2 separate regions of the Homo sapiens genome follow, and region 1 is linked to region 2. A link is an interaction called in ENCODE POLR2A ChIA-PET data of the cell type or tissue named here. Cell type or tissue: OCI-LY7. All regions are shown on one strand. Each heading gives the region's core, and the rest is flanking DNA. Links, peaks and the distances in the headings are about the cores only.

Region 1 (10,197 bases), core at 1,314-9,313, 140 kb after region 2:
TAAAGTCTCCCATTATTATTGTGTGGGAGTCTAAGTCTCTTTGTAGGTCACTCAGGACTTGCTTTATGAATCTGGGTGCTCCTGTATTGGGTGCATATATATTTAGGATAGTTAGCTCTTCTTGTTGAATTGATCCCTTTAGCATTATGTAATGGCCTTCTTTGTCTCTTTTGATCTTTGTTGGTTTAAAGTCTGTTTTATCCGAGACTAGGATTGCAACTCCTGCCTTTTTTTGTTTTCCATTTGCTTGGCAGATCTTCCTCCATCCTTTTATTTTGAGCCTATGTGTGTCTCTGCACGTGAGATGGGTTTCCTGAATACAGCACACTGATGGGTCTTGACTCTTTATCCAATTTGCCAGTCTGTGTCTTTTAATTGGAGCATTTAGTCCATTTACATTTAAAGTTAATATGGTTATGTGTGAATTTGATCCTGTCATGATGATGTTAGCTGGTTATTTTGCTCGTTACTTGATGCAGTTTCTTCCTAGCCTCGATGGTCTTTACAATTTGGCATGATTTTGCAGTGGCTGGTACCAGTTGTTCCTTTCCATGTTTAGCGCTTCCTTCAGGAGCTCTTTTAGGGCAGGCCTGGTGGTGAAAAAATCCCTCAGCATTTGCTTGTCTGTAAAGTATTTTATTTCTCCTTCACTTATGAAGCTTAGTTTGGCTGGATATGAAATTCTGGATTGAAAATTCTTTTCTTTAAGAATGTTGAATATTAGCCCCCACTCTCTTCTGGCTTGTAGAGTTTCTGCCGAGAGATCCGCTGTTAGTCTGATGGGCTTCCCTTTGTGGGTAACCCGACCTTTCTCTCTGGCTGCCCTTAACATTTTTTCCTTCATTTCAACTTTGGTGAATCTGACAATTATGTGTCTTGGAGTTGCTGTTCTCGAGGAGTATCTTTGTGGCGTTCTCTGTATTTCCTGAATCTGAATGTTGGCCTGCCTTGCTAGATTGGGGAAGTTCTCCTGGATAATATCCTGCAGAGTGTTTTCCAACTTGGTTCCATTCTCCCCGTCACTTTCAGGTACACCAATCAGATGTAGATTTGGTCTTTTCACATAGTCCCATATTTCTTGGAAGGTTCGTTCATTTCTTTTTATTCTTTTTTCTCTAAACTTCCCTTCTCGCTTCATTTCATTCATTTCATCTTCCATCGCTGATACCCTTTCTTCCAGTTGATCACATCGGCTCCTGAGGCTTCTGCATTCTTCACGTAGTTCTCGAGCCTTGGTTTTCAGCTCCATCAGCTCCTTTAAGCACTTCTCTGTATTGGTTATTCTAGTTATACATTCGTCTAAATTTTTTTCAAAGTTTTCAACTTCTTTGCCTTTGGTTTGAATTTCCTCCTGTAGCTTGGAGTAGTTTGATCGTCTGAAGCCTTCTTCTCTCAACTCGTCAAAGTCATTCTCTGTCCAGCTTTGTTCCGTTGCTGGTGAGGAGCTGCGTTCCTTTGGAGGAGGAGAGGCACTCTGCTTTTTAGAGTTTCCAGTTTTTCTGCTCTGTTTTTTCTCCATCTTTGTGGTTTTATCTACTTTTGGTCTTTGATAATGGTGATGTACAGGTGGGTTTTTGGTGTGGATGTCCTTTCTGTTTGTTAGTTTTCCTTCTAACAGACAGGACCCTCAGCTGCAGGTCTGTTGGAGTTTGCTAGAGGTCCACTCCAGACCCTGTTTTCCTGGGTACCAGCAGCGGTGGCTGCAGAACAGCGGATTTTCGTGAACCGCAAATGCTGCTGTCTGATCATTCCTTTGGAAGTTTTGTCTCAGAGGAGTACCCGGCCGTGTGAGGTGTCAGTCTGCCCCTACTGGGGGGTGCCTCCCAGTTAGGCTGCTCGGGGGTCAGGGGTCAGGGACCCACTTGAGGATGCAGTCTGCCCGTTCTCAGATCTCCAGCTGCGTGTTGGGAGAACCACTGCTCTCTTCAAAGCTGTCAGACAGGGACAGTTAAGTCTGCAGAGGTTACTGCTGTCTTTTTGTTTGTCTGTGCCCTGCCCCCAGAGGTGGAGCCTACAGAGGCAGGCAGGCTTCCTTGAGCTGTGGTGGGCTCCACCCAGTTCGAGCTTCCCACCTGCTTTGTTTACCTAATCAAGCCTGGGCAATGGCGGGCGCCCCTCCCCCAGCCTCACTGACGCCTTGCAGTTTGATCTCAGACTGCTGTGCTAGCAATCAGCGAGACTCCGTGTGCGTAGGACCCTCCGAGCCAGGTGCGGGATATTATCTCCTGGTGCGCCGTTTTTTAAGCCCGTCGGAAAAGCACAGTATTAGGGTGGGAGTGACCCGATTTTCCAGGTGCCGTCTGTCACCCCTTTCTTTGACTAGGAAAGGGAACTCCTTGACCCCTTGCGCTTCCCGAGTGAGGCAATGCCTCGCCCTGCTTCAGCTCGCGCACGGTGCGCTGCACCCACTGTCCTGCGCCCTCTGTCTGGCACTCTCTAGTGAGATGAACCCGGTACCTCAGATGGAAATGCAGAAATCACCCGTCTTCTGTGTCGCTCACACTGGGAGCTGTAGACCAGAGCTGTTCCTATTCGGCCATCTTCAATCTTGGTTTTTTCATCTGTACAGTGGGAATGGTAAGACTTAACTTACTACTCTATAGAACTGGTTTAAGATCAAACAAAAATATGTGTTCAAAGAGCTTGTTGTAATAAACATAGTTATCCTTATTGTTAAAAGCTACCCCATTCTGGATGCCAACTGTAAAGGGTGCTTTATATACATTAACTGGGATCACATAAAGAGCCACACAGCTGTTGGTTATTAGGAGCATGTATGACAAATACTGTCACTTGCATACCAATATCTCTTCATCCCTTTCTTCCATGCTAACATAATCTCAATTCTCTTTGCAGTAGCAGTATGCCCAGCTCTGTTCCCTAGACCTTCTTGTAGCTAGGAGAAGCCATGTGACCTGATTCTGGGCAATGAGACCTAAGCAGAAATCTTCCAGAAAGCCTTTGCCTCTGTGATAATAATGGCAGCAGCCACTCCAGCCGGCCTGCTGCTACCATCACACTGCCTGCAGCAGGGAGGCGCAGCTGAGGCTGCAGCTCTGTGGAGCCGGTGGGACCCCACCCCTTTTGAGTTGGGGCAGGAGCTCCCTGGGTGCTGCTGCAGCCACCCAAACCTTGGCTGCAGACCCAGGGCTCCCACTCCATGGAGCAGGTGGGAGACCTGCCCTCCTAGGCGCAGCTGCATCTGCCCAAACTGCAGCTTTAGACCCAGGCATCCTTGTACTCTTGGGGGCCTGGGAAGGCCCCCGCCCTGCTCTCACAGGCTTGGAAGTGCCCGGTCCCACTGCCTGCTTTCTCCCTGCCGTTGGCACCTGCTCCAATCTCGGATCAAAGTTGGGCCGAGCCCAGGCACCATGAGCAACAGTGGGAGGCAGACAGGTTCCTGGGCAGAAGGGGGTGGGTCCCCAGTGAAGCCCCACCTTCAGGCTGGGGAAGACCTGAAGCCTGGGGACTGGGCTACCAGTCCTATGGACCAGAAGGGCGGGTTGTGGTGCTTTTTCCTGGGCCCGCCCATGGCTGCACATGAACCAGTCAGCACACACTTCCCCCTCTGAGGCCCATAAAAGCCCCAGGCTCAGACAGAGCAGAGCAGATGAGGGGACTACCATCTGCAGAGAGGAGCTACCCTCTCACCCTCTCTGCTAATAGCAGGAGACATCAGGATGACCAGCTGCATAGAGGAGCTACCCACTCTAGGGCCTCCTCCCTCGTAAGAGCTTCAGAGACGTACAGAGATGATGGGATGAACTGCCTGCAGAAAGGAGCTTCCCACTCCAGGGTCTCCCCTCTGCTAGGAGCTGAACACTCAATGGGACACTTTGGCTGTGGAAAGGAGCTGCTCCTGCAGGTCTTCTGTGAGCTACTCTATTGCTCAATAAAGCTCCTCTTCATCTTGTTCACCCTCCACTTGTCTACATACCTTATTCTTCTTGGTTGCAGGATAAGGACTCAGGACCTACCGAATGGCAGAACTAAAAGAGCTATAACATAAACAGGGCTGAAACGTGCCCTGTGCTCACCACGCTGTGGGTGAAGAGAAGGAGAGAAGAGATGCAGCCACTCAGGGAGCCCAGACCTGGGAGCTCCCCGAGCCCAGGCTGTGACTCCCTCTTTGAGGTCCTGTGGTTTCTGGTGTTTGCTGAGCTCCTGAACACCACCACATTCCCTGGTGCCAGCTGGGGAAGCTGCTTGCCATGCACATGGTCAAGCCACAGCCTCACAGAGAGCCAGTGTCTGTTCCAGCACCTGGAGCTGCCCGCCCCACTGCAGCAGCCAGCATGCCTGACTGTGTGCAGTGGCCGGACCCCATGCTTGCTCGTTCACACACCCCCTGCCACTCCCCACCTGGCTCACCCTTGGCAGGTGTGGGATCCAGGCTGGTAGTGTGAACCAAGCACAGCCTGCCAGGCCAGGTGAGCAGAACGAGGTGAGCAGGCCTGAGCAAAAGTCAGGCAAAGGCACCACTGGCCACAGAGTTTTCTGGCCAGAAAAGCAACACCCCAAAGATCCCATGAAAATAAAAGGAGACTGAGCCAGCTGGTGTGGACTTTCCCTTTTCTCTTCCCATTTTCCTCCTGCTTGAATACAGAAGGGATGCTTGTTACCATGAAAATGAGGGAAAGACTAAGACAACTGCACAGACATGGGCCCAGCCAGAATGGGGCACAGCTTTGATCTGAACATTGACAACTGCCTGTCTTCAAAATTCATGTTACATAAGAAAAAAAAAACCTGTAAGTTTAAGCCATTCAAGTTGGGTTTTCAGTTATTTGCATCTGAACACAACACTAAGCATACAATGTGCATGAAGCAATAAAAGAGCTGTGTCTATGGAAGTTTGGTTAGTCAATTAATGCCACCTTCTCTGTGAAATCCCAGGGACTTTGAGTTCTGGTCTCTGGCTTTACTTTTTTCTTTTTTTAAATTTTTTTGTTTTTGAGACAGGGTCTCACTCTGTCACCCAGGTTGGAGTGCAGTGGCGTGCATGATCATGGCTCATTGCAGCCTCGAATGAGCAAATGATCCTGCACCCTAGGAGCAGGTAATCCTCCCACGTCAGCTTCCCAAGCAGCTGGGACTAAAGGCATGTACCACCATGCCCAGCTAATTTTTTATTTTTTGTAGAGACAGGGTTTCACTATGTCGTCCAGGCTGGTCTCAAACTCCTGGGCTCAGGGGGTCCTCCTGCCTCAGCCTCCCAAAACGCTGGGATTACAGGCATGAGCCACCATGCCTGGCTGGTCTCTGGCTTTTCTTATGGAACCACAATGGCCTCTATAACCTTCTCCCCCCAAAAACTTTAAAAGTTATCTTCCAATGGCCAATTCTTCAAAATTAAGCATGTATTTATTCCCAAAACTAAGATTGGCTCTTGACATGAAGCAACTGTTTCTAAGCACATTATCCATTATTTCTATAAATCATATAAATACTTTGGAATTTAAAATATTCTGCCATTCAACTTAATTGATTTATTACATCTAACATTCACTTGATATTTGCTAAGTGACAGGCTTTTTGGAAAGAAAAGAATAAAACAAATGGCATTCACAGTCCAAGGAAAAAGATAACTGTAAAAATAAATAATTTCAAAAAGACTGAAAGGAAAACCAGCAAAATATTCTTTGTGGTTATCTTGAATAAGAAGGACTCATGGGTGATTTTAATTTTCTTTTTCTGTAGTTGTCTTTCTTTTTCTGTTATCACATTACTGTGAGAATTAAATTTATTAACACATACATTGTGTTATGGTTAGTGCTCAGTACAAATTAGCTGTTAATAAGATGTTTATATGCTCAATTTTATTAACACATTAACACAGAAATATCCTTCCATTACACATGAGTTTTTCAACCAACGAATGAATATATATTTAAATTATTTTTTTAAATTTGATATATATACACAACGGAATACTATTCAGCCTTAAAAAGGGGGAAATGTTGCCATTTGAAATAATATGGGTGAATTTGAAGGACATTATGCTAAGTGAAATAAACCAGGTACAGAAAGACAAATGTTGCATGAACTCACTTATATGTGGAATCTAATAAACTGGAACTCAAAAAAGTAGAAAGTGAAATGATGGTTCCCTGAGACTGGGGGTGGTGGAGATGAATAGGGAGTTGTTGATCAAAGAGTACAAAGTTTCAGATAGACAGGATAAGTAGATTTTGAGATTTATTGCATAGCAGAGTGACTATAGTAAACAATAACATATGTTTCAAAATAACTAAGAGTATATTTCAAATGTCTTACCAGAAAAAATGATAGATAAGTGAGGTAATTGATATGTTAGTTAACTTGACTTAATCATTCCATGTTATAAACATATATCAAAACATCACATTGTACCAGGTATGGGGTTTCTTCATGGGGTGATGAAAATATTCTGGAATTAGAAACTGGTAATGATTGAACAACTTTGTGATCCTAGTAAAAACTGCTGAATTATATATTTTAACAGCATGAATTTTATGATATGTGAATTATATCTCAATTTAAAAATGGATTCTTAGACTGGTTATCTTTTAAATTATATACTATAGGATTAGAGTCCTATAGCAAAGTCAACTCTGTATTTCATAAAATTGTAAGGGTTCCTTTTTCACCATAGTTCTCACTTAGATGTTAATAGTCCCTTAAATGGAAATGACATCGTATTTATATCCACCATGGTTTTTACTGACCTCTGTCTCATGAGTTGTTTTCCCTTCCTTTCACAGTGACATTTGGTGAGCATTTTTACAACTTTCTTCTGAAAGTTCAATAAAGGCCAGGAAATATAAAGCCTAAGATACCTAGTGAAAAATGGTCTCCTAAAATATTTTAATTTTATTAAATTAAAAAAAATAAAGTAATTATTTTATATTTTTGATTTTGAAGTTTTATAAGTTTTATGGTTTGGGTTTTGTTTTTTTTTTTTTTTTTGAAAGGGCTGATCCGGCTTCCTCCCCTTCCTCCTTCTTTCTTTTTATGGTTAGAGGCCCAGAGATTGTAGTGAGGGCAGTAAAACACTCCCAATGCCTGCTGCAAGGCACCTCCCAGGCACAGAGGCAGGTGGAGTAAACACACTGCCTTATCAAAAGATAAAGCCAGAGGTTTGGCCCAGAGGGAGGCTGAGAAGGGCAGTGCCCGGAAGATGAGGGTTTGCCCATGATAAACCATATCCTGGGGCCTCTCTCACTCCCCACAAGGGAGGGTCAATTTCATCATGACCACAGCTCGAAAGAATCATTTTCTATTAGCAAGACATCTCCAGGGTGAGAGCCGATACTGGAGGCCTGTGCTCCCCTCTGCTGTGTGTTTTTTAGACAACATGTCTTGAGGATCTCAAACACTCAAACACTGGTTTGTCATGTCAAGAAGTTTGCTTCAAGTGCCTTCATTGATGGACAGAGAAGGCATTTACTTCCGGGTTCTTGGGCGGGTGGGGGAGGGAGAGGGCACTTTTCTCCTTGAGCCGTGCATGGAAAGTTCAATAAGGAATCAGACTCACTTTGCATGAGGGAGTTTGGGGACTCTCTGTAAGGAATTTTTAATTGTCCCAAGCCTTCTGTAAAGCAGGGATGGCCCTTCACCCAGGGTGGGACAGGGCCACACCTACAGGCCCAGGAATGGCACACTGTGACGGACATTTGACTCACTTTATGTAGCAACCTTGTTCTTGAAAAGTTCTGTTTAAATCAAATTGTACTGGAAGGACTAGCTGCTTAGACGAATCCAGAACTGTATTTCTTCATAACTGGAAAAAACATGGAGACCCCTATAAATCAGCAATTTGGAAAATTAGAATTATTTTAAGATGTGCTACCATTGAAGTCTGTCTGTCTGTACAGGGAGAATGATGAGGGGGATTGAATATCTTTTTTCCTCAATAAACTTGAAGTTGTGTGAGGTCAAAACACTTAGTCTTCATCATTTCACCTCCAGTCCCCAGCCTAGTGCCTAGGGTATCCCAGATATGTGCTAAATGAATGAATACATAAAGATTACATTATTTTCCTTAATAGTCAAAATAACCCTTTGAGGTATGCGTCATTATCTGTTTACAGGCGAGGAAGCTTTGTCTGTTGTGAATTAGCTAATTTGCTCAAGATCGTCCAGCAGATGAGAGCTAAGGATAGGATTAAACTCAAGTCTATGAGTTCTGAATCAATGCAAAAAAATGAGGTGTGGAGGGAAGATACTACGCATCCCGCCTCCATAATCCTACCACTCAAATATAACTAAGTTAACCACCATTCAACTTTTGAAATATTGGTATTAATTCACAAAATAGGTTTAAAGTACTTTTTGTCACATAAATTGCCTTTTAAGGATAATAATATAAAAAGATTATGTCATCACATATTCCTGTATAGCAGTGCTTCCTGAAGTGTGGTCCAAATATCAGCAGCATCACCATCACTTGGGAACTTGATAGAAATACAAATTCCTAGACCCCAACCTAGATTTACTGAATCAGAAACTCTCAGGCGGTGGGGAGGAAAAGCAATCTGTGTTTTATTTAATAAGCTTTCTGGTTTGAGAACCACTGATGTATGGTATTTTATCATATATGTCTTAGCTCTGACTACTATAACAAAATACTACAGACTGGGTGGTTTGAACAACAAATACTTATTTCTCACAATTCTGGAGGCTGGGAAGTCCAAAATCAAGGTTCCTGGTGAGGGCACTCTCCTGGCTTGCAGATGTTTCTTGCTGTATCTTCCCACCTCATATGACAAAGAGGAAGAGAGGGAGATGAGGGCTCCACCCTCATTACATCATCTAAACCTAGTTACTTCCCAAAGGCCCCCACTTCTGAATACTATCACATTGGGGGTTAGGGCTTTAACATATGAATGTGGGGGGAACAAAAACAGGCCACTGAGCAGCCCCTAAACAATATTTTTTCTTATAAAAATTGTGGTCATAAACATCCTTATAACCAAACCTTTGGGCATATCTACAATTATTTCTCTAGGATAGATGTAAGAGATATAATTGCTAGGTCAAAGAGTATGGACAATTGTAAACACCCATGATCTTTTTTGCTACAAGATTACAAGGTCAGTGCAAGGTGGACTGTGGTCTGGAACTAATAGCATCTCATTCCAAAACTTCCTGATGCCCTTGCGCAGGTGACCTCATCAAAGATATGAATATTTCACAGCAGAATTTGGAGCAGGCTGTGGATATCCAGATGCCTGTGCAGGAAACCATTAGGTCATAAGGAAGGTTTTGAGGCTGAAGAAAATGAAGGAGAAAGATAAGATGAAAATCAGAGAGAGCACCCCATAAATAAGCAATAAGCCAAGGAAGTTATAGCAAATTCAGCTCACTTGAGGATCAACTGTGATTAAATTTAAATGCAAGGAAAACCTAAAGCAAAATTTAAACCCCACAATGATGAGGAATTTCATATTAGTGCTTGCATTAAAATTCCTTACTACATACAGATCAGGAAATTATTAAAACACAACATTCCAAACATTGTAAATGTTTCCAGAGACATTTGAGTCATTTTATAAAAATAGACTTTTTTTTTCTTATTACTAAGAGTGGGTATCAAAAGTTAGAAATGGAAACCAGAAACCCCACTCCAGGGTTGGTGATACATGACAAGGGACTTACATGTTTCTTGAGCAAGCCCCTGTTCAGATGAGGGTCATTGTTTGAGGCTCAAATGCCAAAGCAAATGAGAGACAGAACAAAACCAAATTGATCACAAGCTTGTGCCCAGCAGATATTAAGAGCTAGACTGTGGTCTCTCGTAGATACCGCTTCTGACCTGTAAAAAGTGCTGTTGTCCCACAGAACAAAGTTCTATTCACAACTATGTTGCTTCCAGGTGCATGACCTTGGGCCAGATCACTCTCTTAGCCCCCATGTCCTCATTCATAAAGTGAGAACACAGATATCTGCCCTTGTTTATCTCCCAGGATTATGGCGGGCATGAAATAGTAGCTCTGAAAATGCTTCATAAAGAATGGCATAGTGGGCCAGGCATGGTGGCTCACACCTGTAATCGCAGCACTTTGGGAGGCCGAGGCGGGTGGATCATGAGGTCAGGAGATCGAGACCATCCTGGCTAACATGGTGAAACCCCGTCTCTACTAAAAATACAAAAAATTAGCTGGGCGCGGTGGCGGGCGCCTGTAGTCCCAGCTACTCAGGAGGCTGAGGTAGGAG
Region 2 (10,197 bases), core at 955-8,954:
TGGTATCAACAAAGTGGTTTTCAGAAGGAACCCTGAGGCGCAGCATGGAATGTGTAGACACGTAAAAATTATGACAATGGACTGACGTGGATTTACAAGCCTAACTTCTCACAGGATGTAATTCCTAGTGGAACACCTTACATGAGCAGAAAAAACAAAAATCTGGAGGAAAAAAAAACAAAGATGGAAAACCTGAACTTTGTGAACTTTTGGAGAGTAGAGCGTGAAGACTGAAGAAATATTGTACATATTGCCAAGATGTGCCCTTTCTCCATAGCACACTTTCCTTCTTAAAGTGGAGCTGGGCAGTCTGGAGGTAAACACTAACCCTGTGCTGATTGACTGATGTATGATGGACATATAACTGTGATTCTAGTCTGAGTAGGAAGTGATGAGAATGGCCTTTGAATGTCTAGTATCTGAAAGCAAACATACATTAGGGGTCCCGTGAGAAGGCTGAGTATCTATCCCTCCATCAATGGCCCCTTAGAAATACTACGGTCACGCTTTAAAAAAGCCTGCCTCCACCTTTGATTTTATAGATATTTTAGTCCATTTGGAAGGGGATAACTAAGATTTAAGTTTCAATACTTGTTGTGACCCCTCCATCAGGGAAGAGATTGGCAGTAGCAGAAGAGGGATGTGGCTAAGAACAACGGTCATCCTTTCTCATTTCCAGAGTGTGTGTGTGTGTCGTGTGTCTCATGTTTTATTTTGGGATATTCTCTTGGTATGGTAGTTCATGTGCATAATTTATAAATATGTAATACATTTTGGTATATATTTGTGTATTCACACTTTTTATGGATACTTCTGTTTGTGTTATCAGTTTACACGTGTCTTGACTTAATTTTCTGTTCCTGTATAACAGATTAGCACATATTCAGTGGCTTCAAAAAACACATTTGTTATTTCATTGTTTCTTCCATTAGAAGTCTGGAAATGGCTTAGCTGGATCCTTAGCTCAGGGTCACACATGGCTGAAATCAAGGTGTCAGCCTGGGCTGGATTCTTATCTGGAAGCTTGGGGTCATCTTCCAAGCTCAAGTGGTTGTTGGCAGAATTCTTTGTCTTGAAGTTGTACAACTCGTGATGACTTGCATCTTCAAGGTCAGCAGAAGAGAGTCTCTATGATTCAGAGAAGGCCTAAGCCCTCTTTTAAAGAATGTCCAACTGATTAAGTCAGGCCCACCCTGGATAATTTTCCATTTGATTCCTTAAAGCTGACTGATTTGGGACCTTAATCACATTTGCAAAACTCCTTCAATTTTGCCATAAAACCTAACATAATCAGGGAGTGACATCGATCACCTTTGTCAAATAACATAACCGAAGAATCATGGTGTAACACCACAGGGCTGAGATTATAGGCACCTGTTGAGCAAGACAAGAGTCAGAGAAATCCAGCTTTAGATCTTAGCTCTCCCACTTTCTAGCCATGTAATTGCACAAGTGACTTAACCTCTCCATGCCTCAGTACTTTCAACTGTAAACTGGAGATCATTCTAGCAACGTGCTAGCATTCTAACACCTACCAGTTTGGGCTGGCTTTGGAATTAAGATTATACTTACAAGAGGTCTAACAGTGTGACTGACAAATAGCAAGTGGTCAATAGGCATCAGATATTTCATTAGATATTCATTTTCATGCATACATATATTTTATTCATAAAACAGAAAAATAATATGAACCGGAATACATGTCACTGGGTCTCCAAGAAAGCAAGACAAAAAAGGCGAAATTAGAATGCAAACTGTCTCATTTCATATTACTTTTGTGGTAAGAACAAGCTAGTTCAATAAGTGGCACTTTAACACAAAGTGAGATACTGTAAAAGCATGTGCATTCAATAACTCTCAGTTGAATTTAAATCTGGACAGAAGTACTTGCTTCTAAATTGTTAGTGGATTCATTGACTTATTTTCCTAGGCTCAAATCATTTATTTAACCAAATTATTCCTTTCCCTTTAGTGTTACCCACAGAAGTATTTTCACATAACAAACATTAGTTTGCCCAGGCGGCCCCTCCCTTCTTCCCCACTCTAAGATAAAGTCTGTTAATATGAAACCAATAAAGTCAACGTGGAAGTACACTTGCCAAAGATCTTGATAAAGTGCTGTGTAGCAAATGGACAAATATGAATAACAAATCCAGGACCTGCAGTTTCTGTACTGAAAAGTAGTTCTGATCCACCTCCTAGTTTCAAGTTAAAAGCCTGCACTAAGCTCTTCTTCTATGAAAGGGAGGAGGAAAAAACAAACACAAACCCCCCAAACAAGAAATCCCTCCCCAAAACACTGCTCTAAATTTGCTCATGTCCTTGGAAGTAAAAAGAAACAATTTCCCCTGATTACAGATTTCCTGATACGCAGAGAATGCACAACCCCAAGTTGCCTCGTGCTCACAACAATGGGGCAGACAGAAATGCACACAGAGCAGGCTTTTGTCCTCTCGGTTATTGTCATCTTATTCCCCAGAATGGCTTCTTGCCTGGTGATGGGCAGAGGGCCTGATTGCTGAGAAACTCTCTTCAGAGGGACTGGTGTGTGGCTGTGGGTGGTGTTTGGGGACACTGGGAAAGGAAAATTCCTGGGAGCAGGGGCTGTACAGTAGCTGCAGTAACTCAGTTGCCCTGGAATTCCTGAAAAGGCTGGGGCTTTGGGCTCTCTTCTATTTCTATCAGAGTGAATAAAAGAGCTAGTTATTCTAAAGCTTTATGGAAAAGGCAAGATAAAGAGGGGGGAGAGAGGGTGAGAGAGAGAGAACTGCATCAATATACAGCAACATTCTGAGTCTCATTGTCAAGTATTGGCAAACTATCCTAAGTGACATATCCAGATGTGGCTCAATTTCTCATAGAAATTTTTTTAGAGGGCAGTAGGAACCAAGAGACTATGGGGTAGGTAGATCATGTCTTGCCTTGCCTGAGGATCCCTGTATATAATCTATTTTTATCATTAAATAATAATAGAAAATAGAATCGTAGAGGCAACCATCCAGAAGTTTCCAAACATCCAAGTGTTTGACATTATGGAAATATATAGATACAGACTTTCTGGGCTTTACATGGGCTTGTTATCTATCCTTATTTTTATTTATTTGTTTATTTATAGGTATTTACATGGAGAGGGTGGGATAGGTGCATCATGAACCAACTTAATTCATTCAACACTCATTTATGAAGCATCTATTGTGTGTAGGATACTGTGAATGTCACACAAACGAAACACAGGAGCCCTCTGGCTTTATTTGCAATCCTATCCCAGAGACTATAAAGCTTGGAAGAAGCATCATTCAAAGCCATATTGACATCCATCCACATCACTCAGCTTCTGGAAAAGTGGGTCAAAAATATTCAATGAGTTACCCAATTCTCGAAGAGAACAAGAGTGAGATAGAATTCGTTGGTAATTCAATAGATTTCGTTAACTCAATTTCCAGTTTACCAACAGCCAAACCAAAGGCTTCTAAAAGGAGTAAGTCAGCTCTCTGACCTACTCTGATCATTTCTGTGTCTTTTGGAGGAAAAAACAACCAGCCCAACTGCTCTTAGTAAGGAAAACTGCAACCCGCCAGTCAGATGCAGATTTCACCTCTGAACCGAGTGTTTGGTTTCACCTACACACTTCCTGCCGGGTGCTTTGCTCATTCAACGTTCAACAGCTGTATCTTTCCCAATTCGATTCATCTCACTTTCTTTTTGGTCATCAGTGGCAAAACAGTATAAAATACCTTTATTACTATCTGACGCTCAGCGTTATACCCAAGATTTATCTTTTTAAAAGCCAAGAGACCATTGCATTTATCAAAAGGAGAGTAGTGGGTGCCACTGGGGGCTCATATTGCCAGTGGATATTGTGAATTACATTAAGAAGATCTGAGAACAAATGTCTTCTGATATCACCTTCTCATATTTGATTACCACTATTTCATGAGTGCCTTTTATTTTCCTTCTAAACATTTGTGGCATTGTTTTTTTTTTTAAGCAACAGCCAACCTAATATATATTATTTGTGCCACGTGTGGTATTATTGCTAAGACACTCTATGCGGGTTCTGGTGCAATTTTAGTCTTATATTTCTGAGTTGTTAGAGCCATTTAAGTAGCTTGCCTATGGGGGAATCCTTAAAACAGCTCTGAATACCTTAGAGAGGTACATTTTAAGTAAGGCTGCATCATCATTTTGGCTATGAGAGTTCCTGGGATGTGGGGGAAAGGATGTTAAATCAGAACCCTCACATTATTTAAATGTTTTCATGAAGGATATAATCAAGTGTGCCTCTTGATTCTATTTGAAGATGTGCCAAGCGGCAGGGGCCCTCTTGACAAAAGCGGCCAGGAAGTGACTTTTTACTCCCCAGCGACAGCATTTTCAAATTGCTCTTTTCTGCTCAATAAAGGCTAAAAAGGAAGTGAAACCTTTTGTCATATTCTGCACCACTGATTTTTTCCAGACGAGCAGAAATGCCTGCCTGTATATCCTTCTAAGGACTGGCTAAGAAAGGGTGGAAAATAACAGGCAAGAAATGTATCTGTTTGAGTGTCTGTTCTTTGGTTTGGCTATGAAGTAAAACCCAAAAACGACATTGAATTTGGCATTGGAAACTGCAGTGCCATTGTTGCTTTGGGACTGGCTTAACAAGCCCACAATATTCTAGAAGCATGTGCCCGTCCCAGGAGCCGACTCAGCCATTTCTCAAACATGAAGAGGACTGGGCCGTGCAGTCCTGTTTCCTCTTCCTGATCTTTGTAGTAGTTACAAGCTGAACAGAAACATGCAAATAAAAATCGAGAACCCTAAAGAGTAAGAAAATCATTTCCAGAAAGACTGATAATAAATTTCAAGCCATCAGCTCAAATATCACTGATTTAAGTGCATTTGTTCCAGCTCTTTTATAGAATGTGAGGTTAAATACACAAACTTGATATTAGAGTTGTCCCTGTACTAATTCCCGCATGCGATTCTTTTAAAAAGAAAAATAAAATAGAATGATTTTTAAAAATCTCATCTAGAATGAGAAAACATAAAGTGCTTTTGGCTTTCCTTTCCCTGATTTTGAAGGGCTTTTTTTTCCGCTTTTCCTTTACTTCCCTACCTTAAAGATGTTTAAATTTAAGCCAGGTGTGAGCTCTGAGAGAGATCGAAGCTGCATTTTATTTACCTTTGTAGCTCAGACAACCAGAAATGGTAGCGTTAGTATTTGTGGAATGAGTCTTCACCTGACTTATCCTGAAGGGATGCATCTTCTACTTAGGATAATGTTAGATTTGAATTTTACAAGATCCTGAGTCAGTAGTCTGTCATCCAGGCTGCAGTGCAGTGGCACAATCATGGCTCACTGCAGCCTGGACCTCCCAGGCTCAAGTGATCCTCCTACCTCAGCCTCCCAAGTAGCTGGGACTATACGTGTGCACCACCATGCTCGGCTAATTTTTACATTTTTTGTAGAGAACAGGTCTCACTACGTTGCTCAGACTGATCTGGAACCCCTGGCTTCAAGTGACCCTCTCACCTCAGCCTCCCAAAGCGCTGGGATTACAGGTATGAGCCACTGCACCCCACCATTATCATTATTTTAGAGTGTACTCCTACATATAGATATAAAGTTAAGTGTAAAACAGCCTCACGCAGGTCCTTCAGGAGGTATCCAGAAGAAGGCATTGTTATCATAGGAGATGACAGCTCCATGCCTGTTACTTCCCCTGAGGACCTTCCAGTGGGACAAGCTGTGGAGGTGGAAGACAGTGAGATTGACAATCCTGAGCCTGTGTAGGCCTAGGCTAATGTCTGTGTTTGTGTAAAAACACACACAAAAATAAAATAAAAAGTTTGAAAATAGAAAAAAGTTTACAGAATAAGGATATAAAGAAAGAAAACATTTCTGTACAGCTGTACAATGTATATTTTAAGCTGTTATTACAAAAGAGTCAAAAAGCTAAAAAAATTCGAAGGTGTATAAAGTAAAAACGTTACAGTAAGCTAAGGTTAATTTATTATTGAAGAAAGAAAAATATTTTAAACATAAATTTAATGTAGCCTAAGTGTACAGTGTTTATAAAGTCTACTGTAGTATACAGTCATGCCCTGTGCCTTCACATTCACTCACCACTCACTGACTCACCCAGAGCAACTTCCAGTTTTGCAAGCTCCATTTGTGGTAAGTGCCCTATACAGGTGAACCATTTTTTATCTTTTATACCATATATTTACTATACTTTTTCTATGTTTAGATATACAAATACTCACCATTGTATTACAGTTGCCTACAGTATTCAGTACAGGAACATGCTATACAGGTTTGTAGACTAGGAGCAATAGGTTATACCATCTAGACTAGGTGTGCAGGAGGCTACACCAACTAGGTGTGTGTAAGTACCTCTATGATCGAACAATGATGAAATCACCAAACGATGCATTGCTCAGAACATAGCCCCATTGTTAAGTGATGTGTGACTATAATTACACTACTGGGATTACATTTGGGAGAAGTAAGGTCTTCCTTTCTCTTTTTATGAGTTGGAAGATGTATTGAGAAAATCTGCCTTCAGCTGCTATAGTGGTGAGGTGGTGGTAGTTCTCTCTTGCTTCCTGTTAATCATTTACATTTATATGGCCTATTACAACAAAACATTTCAAAGAACCTCATAAACGTGAGGATTGATTCAATTAAACTGTACTTCTGGTCTCTGGGATGAATATGACAATGTTTTGTTCATCTCAGAACTGGAAAATTAAGGCCCAGAAGTTGTAAAGATATTTCTCATTCCAAATTCTGCATATATATATATTATATGAATAAATAATTCAAGAGAGTGAGGAAAAATCATATTTTTTTCTCCTTTGAGCTGGAAACAAAAACCCTTTGTACAGATTTTGATGATTCTTACTTCCTCCAAACCTTAGCTTTATTCATATGTTCTGCAAACTAAACCACCATTATGAAACCAACTGAAACTGTGATCACAGGAGGCCATAAATAAATTAGCTAAAGAATTAAAATCCTCCTGGTCAGGGATTAAGCCTTTTATGATCTTTCTCCTCTATGAAAATACCTTAATCTCTCCTCCTCTGAATTTTCCATTTATATTGCTTATATCAACGGTTCTTAATTTTAAAAACGTGACCCCTCTTCTTGCACTCTGAATTTTTATGTCCTCGCAAAAGATATCATAATTCTTTTTTAGAAATTACAACTGTATCTAATAGGAAAGCTAAGGAATGGCATTCATGTGATTTTTTTTTCTTTTCTTTTGAGGCAGAGTCTTGCTCTGTTGCCCAGGCTGGAATACAGTGTTGCGATCTCAGCTCACTGCAATCTCCGTCCCCCGAGTTCAAGCGGTTCTCCTGCCTCAGCCTCCTGAGCAGCTGGGATTATAGGCACCTGCCACCACGCCCAGCTGATTTTTGTATTTTTATTAGAGACAGGGTTTCACCATGATGGACAGGATGGCCTCGAACTCTTGATCTTAAGTGATCCGCCCGCCTCGGCCGCCCAAAGTGCTGGGATTACAGGCGTGAGCCATTGTGCCTGGCCGGGAAAAATACATTTTTGATATCGAATATCTCAGTCCCTTTTATAACTCTGTAAGCCCCGGGGAGTCTGAAATGCACAAGCAAAAATCTCTGGCTGATTTCAGTCAGCCATTTGGGGGCTTATTTGCTTTGTTTTCTAATTGCTTCTCAACATTTAGTTTGAGAGGATAGAAATTAGGCCATTTTTTTCATCTGTTATAGGACTGGCCACACAGTAGTGCTTCAGAAACTAGTTGCTCATTTATTGCTTGGTCCATTCTCTTGATTTTCTTTTGCCTGGGAGGAAACACTGCACTGACCTTTCAACCAAATATTTGGGTGCTGCAATTTTTTTTTTTTTTTTTTTGAGACGGAGTCTCGCTCTATTGCCCAGGCTGGAGTGCAGTGGCGCGATCTTGGCTCACCACAACCTCTGCCTGCTGGGTTCAAGCAATTCTCCTGCCTCAGCCTCCCGAGTAGCTGGGACTACAGGTATGTGCCACTATGCCCGACTAAGTTTTTGTATTTTTAGTAGAGACGGGGTTTCACCATGCTGGCCAGGCTGGTCTTGAACTCCTGACCTTGTGATCCACCCGACTCAGCCTCCCAAAGTGCTGGGATTACAGGCTTGAGCCACCACGCCCAGCCGCAGGCTGTTGCAATAATTTTTTTTTTTTTTTTTTTTTTTTTTTTGCGACGGAGTCTCGCTCTGTCACCCAGGCTGGAGTGCAGTGGCGCGATCTCAGCTCACTGCAAACTCCGCCTCCCAAGTTCAAGCAATTCTCCTGCCTCAGCCTCCTGAGTAGCTGGGATTGCAGGCGCCCGCCACCACGCCCAGCTAATTTTTGTATTTTTAGTAGAGACAGGGTTTCACCATGTTGGTCAGGCTGGTCTTGAACCCCTGACCTCGTGATCCACCGACCTCGGCCTCCCAAAGTGCTGGGATTACAGGCATGAGCTATCACGCCCAGCTGCAATATTTTAAATATATTTTAGTATAAAGTGAAGGGCCTCTGACGTCCATCTAGTAAGAATCGGGCCACATATTCATAGACTGACAGTTTCAATCTTTGCAGACTTTGTCCTTTGAAGTTTGCTTTGCTTTCTCTTTTCACACTTTGGTAGCATCTTTCAGTTCTCTGCTGCTCCAGAGAGGAACATTATGGCCTCTTGATTGGATGGATAAAGGGTCCAGCCCTGACCCATTGGCTGCTAGAAGGGCCAGGGGCAAAAAGATGACCCCATTAACCACCTTTTCCACCTGTACTTCAGTCTTACTTGCAAATTGTTTTTTCTCATGTCTTTTCATCATAGTCTATACAATCATCTTGTCAACAAGTTATCGTAAAAATTGTTGAAAAGGATCTATTAATTCTCAGCCCAGAGGCTGTCCTTTGGATTTCTTTGTGACTATTGCTTTGGTCTTACATGTGGCTGATATCAGCTTGTTTTGAAAATCCAAACACTAGTCCACATTTTCACCTAGTAAAGTCATTGATGCCTTCTTTGTGGCCAGTTATAAGGAGCTTTTTCATCTAATTCATGATGACCCAGGAACCTTACCTCCATGACAAAAATGTTCCTGGAACTCAGCTTCCCAACGTCATCTCTACTTCAGTTCTTTAGGTTGCCAGATGTTGAAGATAAATCACTTTAACTGTGGTTGCATAGAATTGGTTGGGAATCACATGAGTTTCTTCATGTAAAAACTACCAAGACCTCTGCTTTGGGTCTAGATCCTGGTTTATGCTGCCTTCTTCAAAACTAAGGGGAGATGCTGGGACTTGCTGTTAGCTCCATTTTTTTTTTTAATTGCATGATTCTCTGACTTTGCTGAGGAGTTGTAGATCCAAGTTCAAACATACATTGGCAACTACACCCAAATGCAGCCAAGATACAAGGGTCTACATGTGATACAGGGTCTAATTAGCCATGTGACTTTGGACAGGTCATTCTCTCTGGCTTTGATTTTCTCATTTGTAAAATGATGTATTAAATTGGGGCAAAAGTAATTGCAGTTTTTGCCATTAAAAGTAATGAATTCGGTTCTTCCTAATAATTGAATTAGGTTCTTTCCAGGCCCTTTTCTGGTTCTTTCCATTTCTAAAGGTCTATGATGAATAGGCCAACCATGTCATCATGGGTTCCAGCGCAGCACCCTAGAGCCCCACACCTCATTCCTGGCAGGCACGCACATCTCCAAATAGGGCTCCTTAGTTTTTAAAGAAGGGAAAACGGATAAGGAGAACTGAAACCCACATACTTTCAGTTCTGACTTTGTGAGTTTTGAATTTAAATGCTTTCTCATATGAAACAGTGAGTGGGCAGAAGCATTCTACAAGAAGAGAGCCCTGAAGTTAGATGAGCAATGAGCAATCCCTTTCTGTTGGTGATTCTCTTTTGAAACAAAACGCATCACTGCTCAAAGCTCAACTGCCAAAAAAAAGAAAGAAAGAAAGAGGGAGAGAGAGAGAGAGAGAGAAAGAAAGAAAGAAAGAAAGAAAAGAAAGAAAGAGAGAGAAAGAAAAGCTAAGAGTAAGGAGAAAAAAGAAAAAGAGAGAGAGAACCCACCACCCTGTGCGAACAGCACAGCTGAACAAAGGGAAATAGAAGGTAGTGGCATGTGAATCCACGTGGCCCTTTGCCAACCCACTTGCCTCTCACGCTGCCACACTTGCATAT

The links. ChIA-PET counts read pairs that join two places held together with the same protein. Peaks named below come from ENCODE experiments on the same cell type or tissue, not always from the same donor. Only the 100,000 strongest peaks of a DNase experiment are listed, where the experiment ranks them.
Region 1: POLR2A ChIA-PET joins it to region 2 with 16 read pairs; 2 of 35 experiments call an interaction of 5 or more read pairs at or near these places.

What each region holds. Positions count from the first base shown.
Region 1 is chrX:13,135,924-13,146,120 of GRCh38, forward strand. No RefSeq gene overlaps it. Among named protein-coding and RNA genes, the nearest start is that of FAM9C, 96 kb to the left of the region's middle. In OCI-LY7, for the core only: no CTCF peak of the experiment used is centred there; no DNase peak of the experiment used is centred there.
Region 2 is chrX:12,996,039-13,006,235 of GRCh38, forward strand. No RefSeq gene overlaps it. Among named protein-coding and RNA genes, the nearest start is that of TMSB4X, 26 kb to the left of the region's middle. RefSeq lists a silencer at 8,171-8,220 and enhancers at 8,671-8,730, 10,064-10,113. In OCI-LY7, for the core only: no CTCF peak of the experiment used is centred there; DNase peaks (open chromatin) are centred at 3,603, 4,373 and 4,683; H3K4me3 peaks cover 2,247 bases; H3K27ac peaks cover 2,196 bases.